Regions from separate parts of the Mus musculus genome. Here region 1 is linked to region 2. A link is a loop called in an ENCODE intact Hi-C map of the cell type or tissue named here. Cell type or tissue: heart. All regions are shown on one strand.

Evidence for each region. Hi-C counts contacts between places; a loop is a spot of excess contacts. Peaks named below come from ENCODE experiments on the same cell type or tissue, not always from the same donor. Only the 100,000 strongest peaks of a DNase experiment are listed, where the experiment ranks them.
Region 1: a loop joins it to region 2, with 2.6 times the contacts of the local background. A loop is called at or near these places in 4 of 42 quality-filtered maps.

What each region holds. Positions count from the first base shown.
Region 1 is chr7:97,513,709-97,516,208 of GRCm38, forward strand. All of the region lies in intron 12 of Ints4 (integrator complex subunit 4), which reads left to right. Among named protein-coding and RNA genes, the nearest start is that of Ints4, 34 kb to the left of the region's middle. In heart, no CTCF peak of the experiment used is centred here; a DNase peak (open chromatin) is centred at 1,243; H3K27ac peaks cover 349 bases.
Region 2 is chr7:97,423,494-97,425,993 of GRCm38, forward strand. No RefSeq gene overlaps it. Among named protein-coding and RNA genes, the nearest start is that of Gm32945, 6.1 kb to the left of the region's middle. In heart, a CTCF peak has its summit at 1,533 (motif pointing right); a DNase peak (open chromatin) is centred at 1,538.

The sequences.
Region 1 (2,500 bases), 90 kb after region 2:
AAACTGTAGCGCGCACATTATTTGGTGGATCGTCCTAGACTAGGTGTAGCCCTCAGTTTCACCTTGACTTTAGAACCTGGGCGCAGTGTATTCATAAATAAAATACATCTTAAAAAAAAAAAACAAAAAAAAATGGCTTAGCTCATGGAGTCCACTCTCAGCTTGCAGAGGATAGAGAGGTAGGGAATACATAGATAGGAAGGTTGGACAAGATAGTAAAAAAAAGTCAGAACATTTAGAAATGAAGTCTAGTTTTAGAGAGGCTCTGCTGTGTAGATCTCCAGAAGGACCTGCTTAATTGCTTTTCCTACCTGGGTTCTGAATATAAGCAGAGAAAATAAAGCCAGCCAAACCCACTGCAAACTGCAGCCTTTACAGTGTGCCGGGAGGCAGAGCGGGTAAAGGGCTGAGAAAGAGAAGGTAAGGCTGGGCATGCTGGTCTTTAATCCTAGCATTCGGGAGGCAGAAGCTAGCCTTGAAAAGTACTTTCCTGTTTTTTGTTTGTTTTGTTTTAAGTAAATGTTCGCTGAAAACTTTTTGGGTTTTTTGGTGATTTATTTCATCTTATGTGTAGGAGGATTTGCCTACATGTGTGTATATGCATCTTGAGTGGTTTTGGTGCCCAAGGAGGTCAGAAGATGGTGTCAGATCCCCTGGAACTAGATTAGAGATAGTTGTGAGCCACAGTGTGGGTGCTGGTAGTCAAAGCCAGGTGTAAGACAGATGCTCTTAACAAAGCCTGCTCCTTATGCTTTCTCTCTTCTGCTGGCCTGTCACTGAAGTCCTATCAGCTGCACACTATCTGATCTGGAGTGTGAAAAGTGTCAAATTCAGCTTCTTATTACCTACAGTGCTGGTTACTGCTGCCTTAGCTGGCTAATAAGAGCAGACTTTAACACTTACATTTCTTCTTGTGTGAAGGGAGGTGTGAGGGTGTGTGTGTGTGTGTGTGTGTGTGTCAGTGTTGGGTAGCTTCCTCTGTGTTGCTTTCCACTTTACCTAATTTTTAAAAATTGTTTTATGTGTATGGGTGTTTTGCCTGTATGTGTACCTGTGTACCACTTGCATGGCTGATGCCCTTGAAGACCAGAAGAGAGCCTTAAAACCCTTGGAACTGGAATCACAGATGATTGTAAGGCACCATGTGGCTGCTGGAATGAAACCCTGCATGATCTGGGAGAGCAGCCAGTGTTCTTAACCAGTGAGCCATCTCTTCGAGCCTTTTATTTTTTGAGACCAGGTCTCTTACAGAATCCAGAGCTTGTTATCTGGACTATGTGGCCAACAGGCTCCCAGGAATCAGCCCACTTCAGTCTGCTAAGTGCCAGGACTGCAGGCACAAAGTGTCCAGTGTTGTGGTTTGATGTTTGTATGTGTGCTCAGGGTTTCTGTCCACAGGCTTCAAGCTCTTTACCTCCTCTTCAGCCCCCTTTGTAATTCAGTGGAGCCAGGCTACTTACACTTCTAAGCCAGAGCTTAAGAAACAGAATTGCCTCACTTGTGTAGGTTTGCAAAGCTCGGAAAAGCCCTTCACTTTTACTATAGTAGCTAATTATTACTGAGTTCTAACTAATAACATTCCTAAGTACTTTGCTTTTTTTTTTTCTCATTTAAATCCTATTTTATAAACAACCTGCTCAAGGCTACATAGTTTCAGGACATCCTGTAGGATATCAGTTGTGTTATTTTGACTACAAGTTAAAAAAAATATGTCTCAAATCATCTTAAATAATACATCTAATTTTTACATAACAATACATGATAAAATGTTCAGGATTGACCAGCTTGTCAGAGTGAGAGTCCTGGATGCTGACCTCTCCTAGCTTTCTCCTCAGAGCTGCGAGATGGTTGCTTCATAAGAGAGCGTCTAAAGACCCCAGGGAAGGGGTGTTCCCTTCATGCGTTTCTTTTTATGTGCTCAGAGCGCCATTGCTGAGCAGCTCCCCAGCAGACTTGTCTTGCTCCATTTACCAGAGCTGAGTTACTTGACTGCTAGCAAACCAGCTGCCGGAAGTGATGTGAATGCTGGGTGGGCTGACCCAATAGCAAAGCAGCGCCTCACTGTTTTCCTGGTACCGAGGAATTAGTTTTCTTGGCAAGGAAGATGGAGGAACTGGCTGTTGTTAAACAACCAGTAATCTGGGGCCTGGAGAGATGGCTCAGCGGTTAAGAGCACTGACTGCTCTTCCAGGGGTCCTGAGTTCAGTTCTCAGCAACCACATGGCAGCTCACAACCATTTGTGATGAGATTCGATGCCCTCTTCTGGGGTGTCTGAAGACAGTGAACTTTCATAAAGCAAACAAACAAAAACCAACGAGTATCTGCATTTGAGCTCTTCTAATTTCGTGATAGCCATTTGCAGTGAACTAGCCGAGTTCTGAGGAATCGGATGACTTACTTGAAGTTGTAGTGTTGTGCAAAGTGGGTAATTATGAGTTTCCATACCAAACCAGGCTTTCTGATCTAGTCCCTGCACTTATTGATTTACTGATATGGTTC
Region 2 (2,500 bases):
TTCTTACCTGCTTCCACTGAGCACATCTGGATAGTCCCAGATGCTGTGTCAGTGTCTGCTGATTAGCCATTGTGTTTCCTTCTGCATCCTTAAGTCCCCTTTGGCATGTAGGCCGTCATAGTCCCAGGGGTTAGAGGACAGAATCTTTAAGGTCATTATTATGCCTGCTGTACTCTTGCCTCTTAGAATTCTGATTTCACAGCCTTTCATATTTACTTAATTGAAGCTTTGAGTTGAAGTCCAGCAAATAAGGGAGGGCAGAAGTTGGCTTTGGTGGAACAGGACGAGGAAGGCTGTGTGGGTCATTTTACATTAGCCCTAGGTCACCTCCAGAGAATGAGGAGATGTCACAAAGTCTGTCCAGAGAACCACCTGCTGAGTAAAGTCCAAAACCTTGTTCTGGCCTCACTGGCCGTCCTGACCTCATTTTCTGCTAGCAGTGAACTAACCTGACCTCACCCCGGTGTCAAGTCCTGGCCTAAGTGGAGGGACATGTGCCCACAAACGTGTATGTGCACGTGTGTGTGTGTGTGTGTGTATGTGTGTGTGTGTGTGTGTATGAGGTCTGCTTGTGTGCACATGAGATGTGTTTTTAGACTCATAGTCATCTGCTTGTTCACTGATGGCAGCTGGTAGGAGAAAAATCCTCCCATCTTTCCAAAACCACTCATGGTTGGGACCCCTGGAAGCCCAGAGGCAGAGGCCACCAGGGAAGGACAGACAGACAGCACACTAACAAATGTGCTGTTTCAGTAGAAATGGTTGAACACAAAGGCACAGGCAGATGGAGATAAAAAGTGCTTACCTTAGCTTTGCAGTTTGGAGAAGTTTCCGGAAGGATTAATCACTTGGTGGAATTAGCAATACAGAAGAAGTTGGGGATAATCTTTTTTTTTTTATTAAAGATTTTATATATGTGAATATACTGTCTTCAGACACACCAGGAGAGGGCATTAGATCTCATTACAGATGGGTTTTGAGCCACCATGTGGTTGCTGGGATTTGAACTCAAGACCTCTGGAAGAGCAGTCAGTGCTCTTAACCGCTGAGCCATCTCTCCAGGCCGGGAATAATCTTAAATTCAGAATGTTAAGGAAGAATCAGCTGCTTCCTTTCTTCCTCTCTCCTTTTCTCTTTTCCTTCCCTCCATATAATGTACGTATCCACACATACATAGGCACAGACACAATACTATACTACATATTCTCTCTCTCCCCCTCTCTCTTTATCTATCTATCTATCATCTATCTACACACACAGACACACACAGACACACACAGACACACACAGACACACACACACATATATATATACCATACCATGAGCTATATACATGGCATAGTATGGCATAGTACAAAAGATCTATTATAATTTTTCTGATTTCTTCTAGCTTTACATTATCTCCGAGTATATAAATATTCAGTAAATGAAAACTTACATATGGCCAGGCCTACTGTTTAAACTAATCTGGACCAAACGCCTGTGTCCCGGGAGGACACTGCAAGGAGAGAGCCGGCCGCTCTGATTTCTGCCAGCAGAGGGCGCTGCCGGACAGCTCTGTGGGGCTCCGCGGAGACTATGCCTCCAAGACACACCACCCGTAAGACAAGAGGCAGTAGGAAGGAAAACGGCTAAAATCCATCTCCTGACCTCAGAGGGAAAACTGAACTCCCTGAGAGAATTTTTCAAAGCTCTCCTGGCTTGCCCTATGTAACCAGGGAGTAGAAGCTGTCCCCTCACCTAACACCAGGAGAACCTTTAAGGAAACCACCTTCCCATATTCTGTGGGGTCTGGAATCTGGCTGACATCTGAAAAGCTGGCCTCATTCTGGGAACTGTGCCTCTCCAACTGGTGACCACCTTTTGGCATTTAAAGCTGAAATGCCACCCCTTCCAGGGATCCCCTCTCCTGACACCCCGAAGTTGTCCCTCCACTGTGGTTCTACACTAAGTATTTTGAGATGCTGTCCCAATATAAATTCGCAGTTGATTCTGAGATTGTTAAAGACAAGGATGGTGGGTTTTGGCATGTTTAATCTTTTTCATAGGAACACACGCACACGCGCACGCGCGCGCGCGCACACACACACACACACACACACACACCACTAAATGAATAAATTTTTAAAAAATCAGAATCATTTATAATCCAATTCTTCTTTTTAGTACTATAAAAGGACCAAGAGTTTCTCCCTTGCCTGCTCAGCCAATCCTACTTCCATTGACAATGCTAAGAAAGCGATCTGATTCCTCTTTGTGCACTCATGCACACACACACACACACACACACACACACACACACAAACACACACACAAACACACACACTCACTCACACACTTCCGTAATTTATTCCGTGTGTCTTCATCTCAGTTTCCATTTTCACTTAATCTTGAACATCTTTTGTATAAGTGTGCATGCTAAGTTGTAATTTGGTGACAGTATGCATGTGTGTATATAAACGTGTGTGTGTGTGTGTGTGTGTGTGTGTGTGTGTGTGTG